Linked DNA regions of Mus musculus: region 1 is linked to region 2. A link is a loop called in an ENCODE intact Hi-C map of the cell type or tissue named here. Cell type or tissue: gastrocnemius. All regions are shown on one strand. Each heading gives the region's core, and the rest is flanking DNA. Links, peaks and the distances in the headings are about the cores only.

Region 1 (10,472 bases), core at 1,376-9,375, 230 kb after region 2:
TCTAGTTTGTGTCAAGTTGACTAAAAAATAACTAGCATGGTCTCCTAGCAAGGAAAGAATACCACTTTTGGCAGGAGACTCTCTAATTCTGTGGAGCTCATAGCTGTGGAAGATGGTAGTGTAGCGGTAGATCTGCCTAATCTAGGTGCACAGCATGTATTCATATTAATTGTGTCGTGTTTTCATTGCCAGGGCATATTTGGGAGGAGATTTATCGCAACATAGAGAGCCAAGGCAATTCCTATTTCAATTTCAGTTAGTGTGGATAGCTTGCTAAATTCCCTATTTTGAATTTAGACCCCCCCTCCCCCACCACACACCTACTTCTCTCATGCCAATGTAGCAGTAAGCAATAAATTCCTATTTCAAATACTTTTAAATTGCTATGTTGAGTACATAAAAATTAATGACTAACTTTTTACTTTTGGCTTCGTCCAACTAGCAAAATAGTTGAATTATAGTAGACATGTCCCTTTTCAGCAGGGAAACAACAGTACTTATAAGTACAAGGTGTACTTTAAAATATAGAGTGAGAAGCCTCTGAGTGACTAAGGCGGGGGGGGGGGGTACTGTGCATATACTAATTACTTATCTCAGTGCTGCCATAGAGATAGAATATATATATCTCAGTAGTGAGATACAATTTCTACATACTGCTTGAAGGCATACAAGAAGGGTACAGTCCATTCTGAAAGAAAGTCGTAACAACTGGTCTACAGTTTACAAGCAAACAAAGATGAATGCTGGTGTGTGGCTTTTTTTCTCCTTTATATTTACTGTAAGACCCCACCCTATAGAATGGTCCTATTCTTAGTTAATTCGAGTCTTCCCACCTCAACTTAATCCCTCATAGACACACCCCGAAAGCTTTTTGGATAGTTTTAGATATAGTCAACAGTCAATAGTGCCAGGCCAGAATGAGCTTGGTAAGAGTGCTTCAAAATACTAAAATCTCTAAATTGGTAAGAATTAAATTATTGCTCAAAAGGCCTCACTACCTATAAGAAAAAAAAAAAAAACTCTGTAGAAGTTTGTTTGAACAGAGTATTTATTTTAGATTCCATCTTAGTAGTGCGTGGCATGTACCAAATACAACATAAAGCCCTCAATGATTTTCCAAAGCAGTGGTTATCAAATATTAGTATGACTTTTTGCTAATATACAAAACACTGAGCACTATTCTCACAGTTTCAAACTGAAGTCTCAGGTAGTACCTCAGAATATGCATTTCAAGCTAGTTTCAGGTGTGTTAAGATATCACAACTCTAAGTTTTTTAAAAACAATCTTGCTAGGTCAATAACCACATTAAACAATGAACTGCTCTTTCTTGGATATATACACTGAGAATCCATAGAACAATGAGCTGCTCTTCCTTGGATATATACACTGAGAATCCATAGGCTAGGAATTCGAAGTGCCATTTCAACAAACACTTATAGGAAAATGTTTTCTATGAACTGTATCTTGGGTATTCCGAGCTTTTGGACTAATATCCACTTCTCAGTAAGTGCCTATCATGTGTGTTCTTTTGTGACTGGGTTACCTTACTCAGAATGATATTTTCTATTTCCATCCATTTGCCTAAGAATTTCATGAATGCACTGTTTTTAATAGCTGAGTAGTATTCCATTGTGTAAATGTACTACATTTTCTGTATCCATTCCTCTGTTGAAGGGCATCTGGGTTCTTTCCAGCTTCTGGCTATTATAAATAAGGCTGCTATAAATACAGTGGAGCATGTGTCCTTGTTATATTTTGGAGCATCTTTTGGGTATATGCCCAGAAGTGGTATAGCTGGTTCCTCAGGTAGTACTATGTCGAATTTTCTGAGGAACTGCCAGACTGATTTCCAGAGTGGTTGTACCAGCTTGCAATCCCACCAGCAATAGAGGAGTGTTCCTCTTTCTCTATATTCTTGCCAACATCTGCTGTCACCTGAGTGTTTGACCTTAGCCATTCTGACTGGTGTGAACTGGAATCTCATGGTCGTTTTGACTTGCATTTCCCTGATGACTAAGGATGTTACATTTCTCATGTAACATTTCTCTAGGTGCTTCTTGGCCATTCAAGATTCCTCAGTTGAGAATTCTGTTTAGCTCTGTACCCCAATTTTAATAGGGTTATTTTCACAGACCACATGAAGCTCAAGAAGAAGGAAGACCAAAATGTGGGTGCTTTGGTCCTATTTAGAAGGGGGAACAAAATACTCAAGGGGGCAAATACAGAGACAACGTGTAGAGCAGAGACTGAAGGAAAGGCCATCCAGAGACTGCCCCACCTGGGGAGCCATCCCATATACAGTCACCAAACACAGACACTATTGTGGATGCCAACAAGTGCTTTGCTGACAGGAGCCTGATATAGCTGTCTCCTGAGAGGCTCTGCCAGTGCCTGACAAATATAGAGGTGGATGCTTGCAGCCAACCATTGGACTGAGCACATGGTCCCCCAATGGACGAGTTAGAGAAAGGTCTGAAGGAGTTGAAGGAGTTTGCAACCCCATAGGAAGAACAACAATACCAACAAACCAGACCCCCCCCCCCACACACACACCCACAGAGCTCCCAGGAACTAAATCACCAACGGAAGAGTACATGGAGAGACCCATGGCTCCAGCCATATATGTAGCAGAGGATGGCCTTGTCAGACATCAATGGGAGGAGAGGCCCTTGGGAAGGTTCAATGCTCCATTGTAGGGGAATTCGAGGGCAGGGAGGCGGGAGTGGATGGGGATGGGGGTGGAGGGATAAGCACCCTCACAGAAGCAGGAGGAGGGAGGATGGCATAGGGGGTTTCTGGAGGGAAAACTGGGAAAGGGGATAACATTTGAGATGTAAATAAATAAAATATTCAATAAAAGAAAAAAAGATATGATTGTGGAAGTAACCAGACAAAATACCAAAGTTTCAACTTATAAGGTAACTGAATACATGATAACAATGCTAACAAGTTACATGTGAGAAATTTTGTATTACTATACTTTCTCTCTCTCCCTCCCTCCCTCCCCGCCACCCCCCCTGCCACCCCCACCCCCCATCTTTCTCACACACAAACACAGAATCAGTTCTTAGCACAAAAATCCTAAGTATTAAGCACTCATGTTACCCACACCACCAACCTTTTATACAGGGTTTTGCTTTTGTGACTCAAAATGCCCTGGAACTGACCTCAAGCAGTATATACAAATTGATAATTAATAATATATCTTAGTTTTTGTTATATATCCATCTCCCTTGGCAGCTCCATGGCTGGTCTAGAATTCATAATCTTTCTGCCTCAGTCTTCTGAGTACTGACATTATATACATGTACTGCCATGAACAACTCTTACTTCCCTTTTAAGGTGAGGAAAGTGGGCTAGTGGATGGCTCTATGGTTTTGTAAAAGCATTTGTCCTGCAAGCCTGAGTTAAATCCCTAAAACTCACAATAGAAGAAAACCAACTCCTGCAAGTTGTTCTCTGTTCCCATACCTCCATATACACACCCCATAGCATGGTCACATCTGCATTCACAAATGTATCTCTCTCTCTCTCTCTCTCTCTCTCTCTCTCTCTCTCTCTCTCTCTCACACACACACACACACACACACACAGTGATCAGGGTGTAAAATGAATAAATTAATGGGAAAACTTTTTTAAAATATGAAGAAAATGAGGTTGGGTTGGGTCCAACTAAAGAGCGTGTCCAACAACAGTTAAAAGTAGCACTGTGGGGACTCAAGTCAAGACTTGTTTAGTTGCAGGACAAAAATATTCTGCCTTAATTTTTAATTTTAACATACACCACTACCAAGACTCCTAAAGCAAACCTTATGAATTATCTGTATTGGAAAGGAAGACCAACAGAGTCAACTAACCTGGACTCTTGGGGGCTCTCAGAGACTGAACCACCAACTAAAGAGCATAATATGCTATACCCAGATGTGCAGCTCGGTCTTCAGGTAGGTTCTGAACAACTAGAATAGGGGCTATCCCTAAAACTGTTACCTGTTTGTGGAATAAGTTCTTCTAGCTGGGCTGCCTTGTCTGGTCTCAGTGGGTGAGAATGTGCCTAGCCCCACAGACTTGATGTGCCAGGGTGATGGGAGATACCCAGATGGGGCTTCTGCCCTCTCAGGGAAGAAGTGGGCATGGGAGGAGGGATTGTGGAAAGGGGTACAGGAAGGGGACAGTGATATGGATTAAAGTGAATAAATAACTTTTTAAAAATGAAAAAAAAGAAATATCTTATGTAAGTTACAGAGACTTACATGGCTACAAAAAAGACTATATTCTACAGACAAAGTAAGTATTTTTCATTATTCAAAGCTACATATAAATTACAGAATAAATTAAAAGTAATTATCTCATGATAGGACAGTGATTTGGAGTCCCTACAGACTTTATGTGCACATCTATTATATCTACCATCCTGCCATTATCAGATATTTATGTCTATGGTAGATTAATAGTCAAATACTATTTATCATGCTGTCTAATCCAAATCTGGGATAATAATGGATTCTACAAATGAAGGCATAATTGTTAGTAATGCTCAAACATTCATCTTGAGAAAGTGTGTGTATGGTACTGTACTTTGTTAACTGTGCATGTCAATCCTAGCCTATCCTAATAAACAGATTCTCAGAGAACTAGCCCCACCTTATGGATATTGGTAAAACTGCACATTTGGGCCTTTGTCCACAGGCGAAAGAGTTTGGAATTGTCATAGAGTGGGTATATTACTTTAACTAACAAAGGCTAGGACATTTCTATAGCTTGCACTGGTGAGAAACAATGTCTACATACTGCTTCCAGCCATAGGAAATGGCTCAATTTTTGTGAGAAATTAACAAAATTAAAAGTAATAACTTTTATTATTAAAAGTAATAAAACCAGTCTTATTATGGCTAAAAATTTAAGTTGTATAGATTTATTCTTTATAAAACACATGAATGTACATGAATACCTATGAAGTCACTATTTTGTTTGTTTGTTTGTTCTGAGGTAGGGTTAGACTATGTAGCTCTGGTTGTCCACAAACTCATTACTGTAGACCAGGCTGGCCTTGAACTTGAACTCACTTGCTTCTATTTCCCAAGTGCTGAGATCAAAGGAATATGCCATCATGCATGGCCTTGTAGAACTGTTTTGTTTTGGTTTTGGTTTTTTTGAGACAGGGTTTCTCTGTGTAGCCCTGGCTGTCCTGGAACTCACTCTGTAGAGCAGGCTGGCCTCGAACTCCTGCCTGCTTCTGCCTCCCAAGTGCTGGGATTAAAGGCGTGCGCCACCACGCCTGGCGGTATCACTGTCTTTTTATAACAATTAGAAAGAGTTTTACTGTTGAGATATTATATATATAGTATATATTGTATTCTATAGTACAGAATATTATACAACCACAACTATGGTAGCAGCTAATAGTTGTCACAGTGCTTAATGTGCACCAGGTACCACTCTTGAGCCTTTCATCTTCTAATGATAAATGAAATATATATACTTGTGTATATTTATTATAGTTTTGTGGTTTGAGTATGAGATATTCTGATAAGCTCATATGTTTAGACATTTGGTCCCCAGCTAGTAACACTGGGGATTTGTAGAGCCTTTGGGAGAGAAAGATATACCAGAAGAAAAGTGCACTAGAAGCAGACTTTAAGACTTTATAGCCTGGTCCTAGTTCATTGTGGCTCTTAACTTCCCATGTGAGGATGAAATGTGATTTCTCTGCTACCTGACTGCTTGGACTAGCCCCATGCCAAGCTCCTACTACCTTAATAGACTATATCCCCTCGCAAACTATAAACCAAAATCAATGCCTTCTTCCTCAAGTTGCTTTTCTTGGGATATTCTATTGTAGCAACAGAAAGGAAATTAATACAATAGGTGAAAATATTCAAGCTGAAAAGAACTATATAGTTTTATTTCATTTAAAAATGTTTGTAAACTTGGAATAAATCTAATCAAAGACTAAACATGAACAATGATTACCTCAGAAGACTCAGATGACTTTCAAAAGCAACTTTTTATTGTATATACTTTTGTATTGTTTGAATTACATCAAACATATACCAGATATATCAGGGTCTCGCTAATTGCTCAGGTTCCCCTCTGACTCCTGGCCTCAAGCTATCCTCCAGCCTAGCTTCTTCCAACCTAGCCTTCTAAGAAGCTGAGAGAGAGTACAGGGAAATGCCATCAGACTTAGTTTTAGGCCGGGCACTCTTTGTGATAGGGTTTCACTTTGTAGCCCAAGCCTGTCCTCTGATTTTGAAATCTTGATTACCCCTAACATCTGGTAGGATTACAGGCATTTGCCACCATATTAGAGTAAAAAAACAAAAATAATACTTAAGAACAAAAAAAAGGGTAACTGAGGCCAACTGAAAAGTCAATAAAAGTGTATGAGAATGGTTATTCGCAATAAAACACACACAAGCGTACTTCTGCAAAAAACCACTTTAAAAACAGGAAAACAGCCGGGCGAGGTGGCACACGCCTTTAATCCCAGCACTGAGGAGGCAGAGGCAGGTGGATTTCTGAGTTCGAGGCCAGCCTGATCTACAGAGTGAGTTCCAGGACAGCCAGGGCTATATAGAGAAACCCTGTCTCGAAAACAAACAAACAAAAAACAAAACAAAAAACAGAACACGAAAACAAAGCACACACAAGGTGACTAAACTCTTAAAAGATTCTAGGTCAGTTTTATAACTAGTGACTTCCTAAGTGAAGATGATAGCTTGAACACACACTTCTTTTTTGGAACTTTTTCACAGAGACCTGCCTGCCTCCTGAGTGCCAGGATTAAAGGTGTGCACTACTATGGCCAGCTGAACACCCACTTCTCAATACTGACTCTTGTCCAAGCCCTCTTGAAACTACAATACAAAGTTGCTTTCTGTTTGTTTAATTGTTTGCTTGTGTTGTAAAGTATAAACTCCCAAGAATTGGGAATAGGAAAACAGGCAGTAGAAATGAAAGTTCGGAAATCAGGAACAGATGACTGATCTCTAATCCATCAGAACTAAGAAAGCTTCAGCTAAGCTAGCAATGAGTAAAGCTCAAAAGACCCAGTAACTCTACACAGAAAGGTAGTTACTTGTCTTCAGCATCTATTCCACAAAAAGTTTGGACATGCATTATATGGTAACACTGTTATTAACAGAATTTATTTAATGTAAACGAGTAAAGATTAGAAAAAAAAAAGGTCTGGTTCAGGCTAAATGGACCAAGAAATGTTACTATGAGGGACTAAACCATGAGATATAAACTATCATGTATTAATTTATAATGAAAATATTTCCTAGCAGTGTTTTTTCCCCAAAGCATGTGGCATTCTTATGCAAGGCTCTGGTTTCCCTCCTTAGCATCAGGAGTTGGGGAGGAGAGAAAGACTATGAAATATAAACCTTAAGAGAAAAGGCTCTATTAATAACCTATTTTACCTATTTTATTACAGTCTTACTTACTGTTGTCTTACTCAAGGCAACAATGCTTTTCCCACAGTTCCTATGTTCATACAAAAGTAACACCTTTAAGGGCAGGAGAGATGGCTCAGTGGTTAAGAGCACTCACTGCTCTTCCAGAGGTCCCAAGTTCAATTCTCAGCAACCACATGGTGGCTTACAATCATCTGTATGAGATCCGATGCCCTCTTCTGGTGTGTCTGAAGACAGCTATAGTGTAATCATATACATAAAATAAATAATTCAAAAAAAATGCAACACTTTAAAAAGTAATCATTTGGTTCACACCTATGAGGCTGAGTTCCCAACATTACTGAAATTTTGAGTGCAGTGTGGGCTATGTAGCAAGCACTTGACTAAAAAGAAGTAGGGCTGGAGAGATGGCTCAGTGGTTAAGAGCACCGACTTTTCTTCCAGAGGTCCTAAGTTCAATTCCCAGCAATCACATGGTAGCTCACAACAATCTGTAATAAGATCTGATGCCTTCTTCTGGTGTGTCTGAAGACAGCTACAGTGTACTCATATAAATAAAATAAATAAACCTTAAAAAAATAAAAATAAAAAATAAAAATAGCAATTAAAAATGTTTTTATTTGGTGGTTCAAGCTGTTCTAATCTTGAAAATATTAGAAGGGTCACACTTCCCTAGCCCTAAATTTATATGGTATTCTGGATACAGGGCAAGTTTTCAAACCTCTTTGTTCGGATTTTGCTCACAGTTCTTAGTGCCAACTTGGCAAAAGCAGCTAGCATAACCTACACAATCGCCTGTATCCTGAGCTCTCCTGAAACTTCCTCTCCACAATGATCTAGTCAGTCCTTTAGCATTAGGCATCACACAGAATCTCAGAACAAAAAGCACAGACCAACAAGTTCATTGCCAGAATGTAATATGCATGATCTTGTTCTCATTTAAAATATCACGAGTCAAAAATATCCACCACGTTATTAGAAAGCATGAATCCAAGGTAGGGATCCTCTGGAAAGTAATGAAATCTTTGCACTCAAGCTTTCTGAAGAGCACACACTTAGATCCTAAAATAAGAGGACCCAAAGAAGAGATTAGAGCTCAATTTTCACCTTTGTTCATTGTACAATTCCTTCTTTCTTAAATTATGGATTGTTTAGGGTATCCAAAACGCATTTACTTCCCAGATACTGTGTTGATGAACTAGATTACTAAAGTCAGTTAAGAGGTAGTCCCTGCCCTTGAGGGCTTACAGTCTAAGAGGGAAGACAAATAAATTAAGTAGGCAACTGTAAAACATTCTCTGTTCCGGTAACATGGAGGACAGTTACTCATCTAAGCCTAGAAACTAGTTAGGGAAGAAGTTCAGAGTTTTGTCGAGTAAGAGGATGCCAAGTTAAATGTTAAAGGCTAAGAATTTAATCAGAAGACAAGAAGAACAACAAACATTCAGTTAAACAGAAGACAACAAAAACAAAAGGTTAGAGCATAAAATAGTTGAATGAATGGTAATAAGGAGAAATGTAAGGTAGCAGAAAGAAATTACTACAGAGCTGGGTAAGATGGTTCCTATCTGTAATCCCTTCTTTTGGAGGATGAGGTATGAGGATTGCTGTGAATTTGAAGCTAGTCTGGGCTATACAACAAGTTCTAGGCAAGCCTGAGCTATAGTGTAAGAACTGGTTTAAAGGGGAGGCAGAGCCCAGAGATGACTATGGGATGAAATGGAGGCTGACAGAGTCACAGTAGAGAACTAATATGACATATAAAACTTGTTATTTTGTGCATCATGGTGAACCATATTTAAGCAGGACAAGGACACCAAGACATATTTTACACAAATCATTTTTTTACAGCATTATACCAGAAAAAAACTTAGAAGGGGCAAGAATGGAGGTGGGATAACCAGTTAGGAGGCTACTGCAATAGTTCAGGCAGAAAGTAATGAGGTCCTGAACTAACAAGTAACCTTCTAACAAGTTACCATCTACACAACCCCCTGTGTTGTCGCAGAAATTAGGATGATCACAGAGCAGAGAAGTGGCAACAATAATCACTGATGTATTAATACACTTACCTGTGAGTATATACACACAGTTTATATATTTATATATGCTTATATGTCCTAATAGCACCGTTACTCAGAATTAGCTTATTCTATATTAATAAAAATATTTGAAACAAAAAAAGAAAACAGAAGCAAAACCCAAAGCATTCTGCATTCTATTCTATTCTATTCTATTCTATTCTATTCTATTCTATTCTATTCTATTCTATTCTATTCTATTCTATTCTATAGAATGTTGCTACCCACACTTATCCCCTAAGGCAGTCATCATAGAAAACAACCTCATAGATATGCTATTAATTTATGTGCTTTGTAAATCAGGTTGACAATAAAATTAACCATCCCAGGTAAAGATGCAGATGTAGACAAAAAAATAATCTACTACTTTATTAGAAAGCATAAATCCAAGGTAGGGATTACAAGTTCAATTAATAAATTTTACTTCCCAAATGCATCATTTTAGGAGAATGAACTAAACACTATACATTATAATTTAGGAAGAAAATTATTTAGGATGCAATCTGTAAAGTTTCTAAAATAAAAACATCAGACTTTTCTAAATAGATCTACATATATGAAAAGTAACAGAGAGGAAATGACATAGACAAAAGACACAAAATTCCATAAGCTGAGAATCAATTGATGAGATCACTGTACAACATTAGTGTAAATATACTCTTTTCTCCCTTGGATCTTTCATTACAGAGTTTCTGTTATGTATTCCTAGCTGTCCTGGAGCTCACTATATAATCCGAAGGGGGGTGGTGCTCAAATTCACCGGTACACTCCTGCTTCTGTCTTCAGTGAGGGGATTCAAGGTGTGTGCTGCCAGGCCCAGCAACAATGTGGCCCATGCTTGAGGATCATGAGAAGTAGATTTAAGTTGCTCTCAATGAACAACATGTAAAGTGACTGAGCCATTCAAATATATACATACTTCAGAACATGCTACAAACAATAAGTATATATAATCTTTTCAATTACAAAAAC
Region 2 (10,472 bases), core at 1,249-9,248:
GTCTTAAACAAACACATGGGATCTCAGATGAGCCAGGGTCATGCCTTCCCTGAGTTCCTTTGCTTGAGAGTGGCTATGATCCACAAAAGGTCAAAGGGCCTTAAGAGCAAGAAAGTCCAAAGGACATCAGTTTTCCCAGTGTTATTTCAGCTCAGAAGTCCTTTTTACTATCTTTGGCTTAGGAAGCTGTTTCTTCTTCCCTGTGAAGCATTACACTTATCTTCCCTGCCACTTTGAGAGTCCTTTACTCTCGCCCTCTTTTCTTCAGACTCTGTTTCACTCACCATTGGTTGAGAGGGCAATGACCCTCCACCTTTGAGTGGTTGTGGACTATATAAGCCTCTACGCATGAGAGAAAATCCATCACAGGACAGGTGCTCACTTTCCTGATCCTGCCCAATAGTGGACAGTTTCTGAGCCACAGTGGGTAGCCCTGAGCACCAGCTCCCCTCTGCCAGTTCCTTTTGCCATTTCTAGGGCCTTTCTGACAGTTCTAGGGCTGGATTCAAGCCTGTGTAATGGCAGTTCAGGCACCTGAAGCCATGAAGGTGGGTGAGGGGTCAGTCAGCTAAAATGGCTGCAGGTGCTTGGATATAGCAAGGCACTGAGGAGTCCAGTTGAGTCTCCGGGTGTGGAAGGGTTTTGTGGGCAGATGTCACATAGAGACACTAAGGCTGCTAATAGTCTCTCATTTTTCTTGTGTGAAAACAGATGCAAAGGATCTCAAATCAAAGCATTTCTAGTTGTGAAACAAAGAATTATAAGGACGGTTAATGACTTTAGTATTATTCTTACTAAAATGGGCAAAAGCAACATGTTACTTATGTTTTGAAAGTCATCTGAGTATTGTAGCCCAGTTATAGAACCCTGGTCTGGCATGTACAAGGCCCTGGGTTTCATCCCCAGCACCACAAAAACAAAACCAATGGTAAAAAAACAAAACAAAACAAAACAAACAAAAAAGACCCATCTGGTTTTCCAGACTCCTGACACAGCTTGCAGATATTTAGACAGGACAGTCGGGATGTTTGAGGAAGCTGGGTGAAGGTACATAAAGGATATTGGTCAGTCTCCCCTGCTTTACTGTAGAAATGAGATGACAGCATACAGTCCACTGCTGATCCTCTATGCTGTCAATAAATCTGCATTTCCTGAGCTTGCTTCCTAGACCTCCTGGCTCACTTTTCTCCAGCAGCTGATGGGTACCTCCCCATTCTAAAGTGCCCAGGTCTCCTCAGTGCTTCCTAGGATGACACTCACTCAACCTTTGAGAACTGCTCTATGTTCTGCCTTGCAGTAGCTTGGGTTGCATCGTATCACTTCTGCTCAGTGTTTCCTTCTGCTTGTACTATGGGCCAGTTTTACAGACTGGCTGAGGTAGGTGAGAGAACTTGCCTGAGACCTTGGAATCAAACCAGGAGTCCCTCCCCGCAAGTCTGCCCAGCATTACCCTAAAGAGCCAGCTTGTTCTCAGTTCCTTCCTGTGTCAAGTCCAGAGGTATGCCTAACAGTGAGATGCTGGGGACCTTTCATGGAAGGGGGGTTTCTGTGTGTTTTGGAGGTGGTCTCGAAGTTCCAGAAGTCCTGGCATGGCAGAGCTGACCTAGTGATGTCTAGGAAGCTGCGCAAGAAAAACCCAGCATCTGCCTTGTGATCTCTAGGGTTCCATCAAGGTGGGGCACAAGGACTGTTGGAAATGGGAGTGGTAGGTACTGATGAGGCTGAAGAAAGGTGCTTTGAAGGCTTGGAGCAGCATGGTCAATGTGTGATGGTGATGTCCCCAACCATCTCACATGTGAAATCATCATAAGGAATGCTCTTTGCTCTGGGGAGAGGTGGGGCAGGGGACTTTGTTGACAGTTGGACCTGAACGTTGAAACTTGCAAATATTCTATATTGCCTTATAAAGCAATTAGCAATCTTCTACAGACGAACCTCAATTGGGTCTCCGATCTGCAGGGAACGAGGTTCTGGTTACAGGTGAGCAAGGAGATGGCGAATGACAAGCAAATAAGAACACAAGGGAGTGCTGTATCTGGATGTACTTTCACAAAGCAAGCACCAGTCTTATATTACAGAAGAAAAACAAGAAGGCTAGGTGAATACATCCATCAAGGTACACTGGTCCTTAACACAAAACAAAACAAAAAAATGCACACATAAAAAGATGGCAGGAGCCAGGCCTTGTTTACAACTGAGAATAGGAACAACCCTTAATTAAAATCAGCTAAACACAGGAACCAGGTGAATGCTCTGATGCAATGCTAGTCTATTGTTAAACCCACCACCAGGGCTCCTTTAGTAAATACCTGATTATGCTATTCCTCTGGGCCTAGTGAAAAACCTGCACCAGGGGAATTCCATTCTACTAACCCTTTCATGAATAATATACTACAACCCACCTATTTCCTAGGCCATTGTGTATTCCCGTGTTTGGGTGTGACTTGGCTATTGCCCTAAGTAATTACTATGTAGACTAGCCCTGAGCTTTCTAGCTCTATTCAAGTTAATTGTAATGCCTGATTATTTTCACTGTCTCTACTAGAAGTAAATTTGAGTGTTACTGAATAGGTAACATTCTTACTGAATTCCAAGCTCAGTGTCAGCTTCAAGGACTTTCTAGGACATTGGAACACTGGTGAAGGCTTAGCTATATGTCAAAATCAATCCTTAAAGGCACTTATAATAAAACAATACTGAAAGAGAGCACACGGACCTATACACCAGATTAACTTGGGGACAGGTTTTGAGTGTATGTGCTATGGGAGTACCAAGTTTCCAGGAGGCTAAGTTTCCATGAAACTCTTTGCCTCAGGACTGCTTCCAGGTTCCTAAAACCTGTCAAGCAGACTCCACTGGAGTGGATGTAGCACCAATCAAAAGTAGCAGTGTCCTAGCCAGGAAGAACTAAGGTGGTTCTGATGCAGTAGCTATCCTCCTGTGGGTCATAAGATTTAAAAAACACCCTGGTAAAAACTTTTAAATTGTTGACATATCACACCAAGGCTGAGGTTAAAAGGAAGATTAAGGGTTAACAAGGGAATATTTGGAATAGTGAAGCACATGAGTGAGGTACTTCAATAGATAAGAAGGCAGGAGCCTGAGTGGAAACACACACACACACACACACACACACACACACACACACACACTCACTCACACACATCCCCAAAGCCAGTGAAAGACATGCACAGATTTTATGCCTTTATTTTCTTGTTTCTAATGCAGCTGATGGTAACATTAAATTGTCAGTCAGAAAGGCTTCTAATGAGAGGCTTCTGCGGAAGAGACCACCTCAGACTACCCCAAATAGCTAAATGTGGGATAACCAAGAAAATCTACAGCTACATCTTGTTGACTGTGATCATTAACTCTTTTTCCACAGTAAAGCTACATGCTTGTCATATGAATGTGGGAACAAGGAGACCTTAGTGTAATTAGCAACACTAGAGACACCAGCTAAGGTCAGACAGTAGTGATGCCAACCAAATGACCAATAGTGTCAAGCAAAACTCTAGCAAAGATGGAGTCAAGACATTGTAGGGCTTCAACTGTCCATAACAGGATCAGCATCCCATGAACAGAGCATGATTATCTCCTTGGTTGGGCCAAAAAGACATGCCCTATTGGCTCTGGTCCACGTTAGCCCAGAGAATGGACCAATCCTAATAGAGCTTACCTCAGCCCTGGTCAAGTTTCTATCACGGACATTTAACTTGCAACAAAGGAATTCCACAACTTTTCCCTCCTTTCCTGGATGAATGGAAGTCCTCTCTCTAAAGTTTTATTTTTCCTTGATTTTCTCACTTTTCCTCAATTTCTCACTTTTGTGTAATTTTTCTTAATGAAACTTGCTTCCATTTTTACAAACTTCCATAAGATTCTGACAACAAACCCAGAGCCAATGTCTCAGGTTGATCTTTAGTGTCCATTCGGTGTCCAACACCTCAGAACCCTGGATTAAACATGACTGGGCTAAGAAAAATGATTGCTTGTCTTACTCAAAACCCTGCAACAGCTGAAGCTGCTTATCTAAACACAGCTTCTGGTGAGATGGCAACGTTTAAGCTGCAGAATGAGGAGACTCTTGTTTTTCATGGTACTGTTTAACAACACTTTCCAAATTTTAGCAGCCAGGAAACTCAACTTATGCCAACATGTATTTCTGGCTGAGTAGCCAAGCTCATTTAAAGAGAAAGTAAAACCCAGATGTTATATTTAGATCCCGTGATTGCTAGCATTGTCTGATCTCTCCTTCCTCCTTTTCCAAGCAGTTATCTTCCCAGTATATTGTTTTGGATTTCAGTAGATTTCTTAATAGAATATGGTCAGCAAGTTGAAGGCTGTTGATCCCAGGGGAAACTTATTGTGTAAAAAGGATGCATGTGTGTTACCAAAACCTGCAAATTATCTAAAGTAAATTCAGAGTTCTAAGAGCATAATTAGACCACATCTTATTTCTGAAATACGTTTGGGAGAAATGTTAGTTACATAATTAATAAAGGAAAATGGATCTTTGAAAGGGGAAGAAAGACATTATTATTCTAGTAAAACCAGGAGGTACTTCTAGGGGTGGCATGGCCCAGCCAGTTCTGCAGTTCTTGGGTTGTGTCACTATCCAGTTTTTCTCAGGACTGTGGATCCATATGCTTAAGAATTTTGTTTGCTAATTCTGAAATTTGGGTGGTGGGTGGAAATGGCCATCATTTGGTGACTGAAGTGCTTTGGTCAGAATCTCAAGAGAGATGCACCAAAGACTGGTGAGCTTGATGTTTTACACACTATTTTGTTGTAGACAAAGGAACTGCTTTGCTGGGTGAAGCTGTGTGCAGTTCTGTGAGTTGATCACCTATTTGAAGTGACCAGTTGTCACTGGTTGGTAATAAAGTAAGTAGCTTATATCTCCAAATGTTATATTTAGTTTGTAAATGAGGCTGGTATTCTATTACATTACTCAACTGTATCAAGGCAAGTGTGTAGGCTACAGTGGAATAATTATATTTTTGCCACTCATCTTAAAAATATTTGTCATATTGCAAAAGCATTTCTTGACCAAAAAAGAACTGCACAGACTCCCAAAACGGATGTGTGTCCTTTAGTTGCTTATCTCCCTCCATGTGACACAAAATATCACATACATTTCCGACTTTCCTTTGTGCTTAGGACCTTATCATCCACCAGGGGGCAGAAATGAGAAATAAATGACCACAATCCTATTGAGCCATTTTCCACTGTCTGCCATTTTCATTAAAAACAGCTTTATTGACATTGTTGAATTTTTCATCACAAATTGATGCCTATTTTTATTATTTGGAGACTCAGAATTGTAAATTCAGTTACCCAGTCGAAGTCACTTATTTTCCCCAAGTCAAGAACTACTGCCCTTTGTGATCGTCATTCAGACATGCAGAAGAATAGCCAATTTTCTAAAAATTTTCTAACATTTGTACTTCAGTTAAGGTTAGATAAGGGGACGCAGCCACCTTTCAGTTGTCACCCTGTGATGCTGTGTCTGTGCCATGATTTTGTGTTTGTGTGTCATTGGTGGCTTCATTTGGAAATGGCCCTCAGGAGTACTGTCAAGTGCCATCCAGAGAAGACACTTGCTAGGGAAGACTTGTTCAGTTGATGGAGGAGAGATTGGAGAATAGTTCTGAACTCATTGGCATGGGAAAAGACTTTCTGAACAGACACTGTTAGCACAGGCACTCAGATCAACAATAAGTGGGACCTCATGAACTTATAAAGTGTCTGCATGGCAAAGGGCACTGTCATTTGGCCAAAGCAGCAGGCTACAGAATGGGAAGAAAGTTTTCCTAATAAATAAAACAAAAAAATCTTAACATCAAGAGTACAACTCAATTAAAAGTGGAGTACAGATCTAAACAGAATTTTCAAAAGAGGAAATTCAAATGAAGATGCACTTAAGGATGGCACCCAAGAATCACTGGGGGTGACCATAGCTGTGACTCACAGAATTGGGGATATGGAGTCTGAAGAGGCCACCCCCTGTAGCCAGGCAGGAACTCCAGTGGAGCAATAGGGCTATCAACCCACCCTCAAATTTTTCAAACCAAAATGTATCCTGTCTACAAGGAATGCAGGGACAGGGGATGGAGCAGAAACCAAGAGAATGCCCAACCAATAACTGCCCCAACTTGAGACCCATCCTATGGGCAAACACCAAACCCTGACACGATTAATGATACTCCATTATGCTTGCACACAGGAACCTAGCATGACTGTCCTCTGAGAGGCTCCTCCCAGAAGCTGACTCAGACAGATGCAGATAACCACAGCCAAACAGTGGATGGAACTCAGGGACTCTTATGGAAGAATAGGGGAAAGGATGGCAGGCCTGAAGGGGGATAGGAACTTCTCAGGAAGACCAACAGAGTCAACTAACCTGGATCCTTGGAGTTCTCATAGACAGAACTACCAACCAAAGAACTGTCTGGACCTATGCCTCCCCACACATATGTAGCAGATGTGTAGCTTGGTCTTCATGAGGGTCTGGAACAAATGGAGCTGGGCTATCCCAAAAGCTGTTGCCTGTCCTTGGGATATATTATTCTAGCTGAGATGCCTTGTCTGGTCTCAGGGGGAGAGGAAGCACCTAGCCTCGGAGACTTGATGTGCCAGGGTAGGGGGGATACCCAGGGGCTCCCCACATGCTCAGAGGAGAAGGGGAGGGAAATGGGGAGGGATGGTGGGAGGATATGACTGGGAGGGTACCAGTGAATGGGATGTAAAGTGAGTAAGTAAATAAAATAAAAAATATAATTGCAACCTATTTCAAATTAATATTTATAAAACTTGAATCTATATATCATGTAATTAATTTTCAATAAAATCATGACATGTACTTCAACCATTTTATATAGTATACTAACTGATGGGTTAATTCTGTGCTGCAACTTCATGAATTGATAATGTTAAATTAGATTTCATATAATTATTTTTATTTGCAAGTTTCTATTTGTGGGTTTTTATATATTTCTTTTGTTCACTTATTAAACATAATCAGTGTAAAAATATTCAACATCCTTAGACATTAAGGGGAATACAAATCAAAACGACTCTGTAATTTCATTTTATACCAATAAGAATGGCCAGAGTCAATAACAGCTGGTAAGGATGTGAAGCAAGGGGACACTCATCCATTGCTGGTGGGACAGCAAAATTGTACAGCTGTGGAGGAGCGTACCCACTGTTCCACATCCTTGCCATCAAAAGCGGTCACTTGTGTTATTGATCTTAGCCATTCTCACAAGATGGAATCTCAAAGTAGTTTTGATTTGCTTTTCCTTCAAGGATAAAGATGTCCAATATTTCTCTTGTTTCTCGGCCAGTTGAGATTCTTCTGTTGAAAATTAGATCTGTACCTCATTTTAACTGGATTATTTGGGGTTTTTTTTTGAGACAAAGCTTATTGATATTAGTTCTTTATCAGATGCGAAGTTGGTGAAATTCTTTTCCTGTTTCCGGAAATCTCCAGCCCAAATATGGCCCAGCAATGAAAACACAACATGCTGCGCACCTACATTGGGCAGATCTACGGCTTCACTACCATCTTCCACATCTATGAGACCCCTTAGAGCTCTGCTTTTCTTCTTCTTCCTCCTCTTCTGTGTCCTCTCTCCCATTTTCTCCTTTTTCTCTCTCCCACCTTCCACTCCACCTTCCCTTTTAATTGCCCAATCATCGGCTCTCCTTTATTTTACAAATTAAGGTGGGAAGCAGGTTTACTGGAAATCACCTGAGTACTGACTCATTCCTTGTTGGAAGCCACTCATAGGAGAACGGAATTAACTTCAAATATAACTAGCCCCTATCCACAGCATTTTCCCATTCTGTGGGCTGCCCTATTTTACAATTGATGTTGTCCTTTGCCTTACAGAAGTCTTTCAGTTTTTTTTTTTTCCATTTTTTATTAGGTATTTAGCTCATTTACATTTCCAATGCTATACCAAAAGTCCCCCTTACCCACCCACCCCCACTCCCCTACCCACCCACTCCCCCCCTTTGGCCCTGGCGTTCCCCTGTACCGGGGCACACAAAGTCTGCGTGTCCAATGGGCCTCTCTTTCCAGTGATGGCCGACTAGGCCATCTTTTGATACATATGCAGCTAGAGTCAAGAGCTCAGGGGTACTGGTTAGTTCATAATGTTGTTCCACCTATAGGGTTGAAGATCCCTTTAGCTCCTTGGGTACTTTCTCTAGCTCCTCCATTGGGAGCCCTGTGATCCATCCATTAGCTGACTGTGAGCATCCACTTCTGTGTTTGCTAGGCCCCGGCATAGTCTCACAAGAGACAGCTACATCTGGGTCCTTTCGATAAAATCTTGCTAGTATATGCAATGGTGTCAGCGTTTGGATGCTGATTATGGGGTGGATCCCTGGATATGGCAGTCTCTACATGGTCCATCCTTTCATCTCAGCTCCAAACTTTGTTTCTGTAACTCCTTCCATGGGTGTTTTGTTCCCACTTCTAAGGAGGGGCCTAGTGTCCACACTTCAGTCTTCATTTTTCTTGAGTTTCATGTGTTTAGGAAATTGTATCTTATATCGTGGGTATCCTAGGTTTTGGGCTAGTATCCACTTATCAGTGAGTACATATTGTGTGAGTTCCTTTGTGATTGTGTTACCTCACTCAGGATGATGCTCTCCAGGTCCATCCATTTGGCTAGGAATTTCATAAATTCATTCTTTTTAATAGCTGAGTAGTACTCCATTGTGTAGATGTACCACATTTTCTGTATCCATTCCTCTGTTGAGGGGCATCTGGGTTCTTTCCAGTTTCTGGCTATTATAAATAAGGCTGCTATGAACATAGTGGAGCATGTGTCCTTCTTACCAGTTGGGGCTTCTTCTGGATATATGCCCAGGAGAGGTATTGCTGGATCCTCCGGTAGTACTATGTCCAATTTTCTGAGGAACCGCCAGACTGATTTCCAGAGTGGTTGTACAAGCCTGCAATCCCACCAACAATGGAGGAGTGTTCCTCTTTCTCCACATCCTCGCCAGCATCTGCTGTCACCTGAATTTTTGATCTTAGCCATTCTCACTGGTGTGAGGTGGAATCTCAGGGTTGTTTTGATTTGCATTTCCCTGATGATTAAGGATGTTGAACATTTTTTCAGGTGCTTCTCTGCCATTCGGTATTCCTCAGGTGAGAATTCTTTGTTCAGTTCTGAGCCCCATTTTTTAAGGGGGTTATTTGATTTTCTGAGGTCCACCTTCTTGAGTTCTTTATATATGTTGGATATTAGTCCCCTATCTGATTTAGGATAGGTAAAGATCCTTTCCCAGTCTGTTGGTGGTCTTTTTGTCTTATAGACAGTGTCTTTTGCCTTGCAGAAACTTTGGAGTTTCATTAGGTCCCATTTGTCAATTCTCGATCTTACAGCACAAGCCATTGCTGTTCTGTTCAGGAATTTTTCCCCTGTGCCCATTTCTTCAAGGCTTTTCCCCACTTTCTCCTCTATAAGTTTCAGTGTCTCTGGTTTTATGTGAAGTTCCTTGATCCACTTAGATTTGACCTTAGTACAAGGAGATAAGTATGGATCGATTCGCATTCTTCTACATGATAACAACCAGTTGTGCCAGCACCAATTGTTGAAAATGCTGTCTTTCTTCCACTGGATGGTTTTGGCTCCCTTGTCGAAGATCAAGTGACCATAGGTGTGTGGGTTCATTTCTGGGTCTTCAATTCTATTCCATTGGTCCACTTGTCTGTCTCTATACCAGTACCATGCAGTTTTTATCACAATTGCTCTGTAGTAAAGCTTTAGGTCAGGCATGGTGACTCCACCAGAGGTTCTTTTATCCTTGAGAAGAGTTTTTGCTATCCTCGGTTTTTTGTTATTCCAGATGAATTTGCAAATTGCTCCTTCTAATTCGTTGAAGAATTGAGTTGGAATTTTAATGGGGATTGCATTGAATCTGTAGATTGCTTTTGGCAAGATAGCCATTTTTACAATGTTGGTCCTGCCAATCCATGAGCATGGGAGATCTTTCCATCTTCTGAGATCTTCTTTAATTTCTTTCTTCAGGGACTTGAAGTTTTTATCATACAGATCTTTCACTTCCTTCGTTAGAGTCACGCCGAGATATTTTATATTATTTGTGGCTATTGAGAAGGGTGTTGTTTCCCTAATTTCTTTCTCAGCCTGTTTATTCTTTGTGTAGAGAAAGGCCATTGACTTGTTTGAGTTAATTTTATATCCAGCTACTTCACCGAAGCTGTTTATCAGGTTTAGGAGTTCTCTGTTGGAATTTTTAGGGTCACTTATATATACTATCATATCATCTGCAAAAAGTGATATTTTGACTTCCTCTTTTCCAATTTGTATCCCCTTGATCTCCTTTTGTTGTCGAATGGCTCTGGCTAATACTTCAAGTACTATGTTGAAAAGGTAGGGAGAAAGTGGGCAGCCTTGTCTAGTCCCTGATTTTAGTGGGATTGCTTC

What was found. Peaks named below come from ENCODE experiments on the same cell type or tissue, not always from the same donor. Only the 100,000 strongest peaks of a DNase experiment are listed, where the experiment ranks them.
Region 1: it touches region 2 in a loop (7-fold over the local background); 22 of 42 quality-filtered maps call a loop at or near these places.

Annotation. Positions count from the first base shown.
Region 1 is chr4:94,664,081-94,674,552 of GRCm38, reverse strand. All of the region lies in intron 13 of Ift74 (intraflagellar transport 74), which reads right to left. It overlaps Mir872 (microRNA 872), which reads right to left and starts at 9,396; the gene lies at 9,316-9,396. In gastrocnemius, for the core only: no CTCF peak of the experiment used is centred there; a DNase peak (open chromatin) is centred at 4,660.
Region 2 is chr4:94,895,610-94,906,081 of GRCm38, reverse strand. It overlaps a transcript of Eqtn not described here. Among named protein-coding and RNA genes, the nearest start is that of Eqtn, 28 kb to the left of the region's middle. In gastrocnemius, for the core only: a CTCF peak has its summit at 5,177 (motif pointing right); no DNase peak of the experiment used is centred there.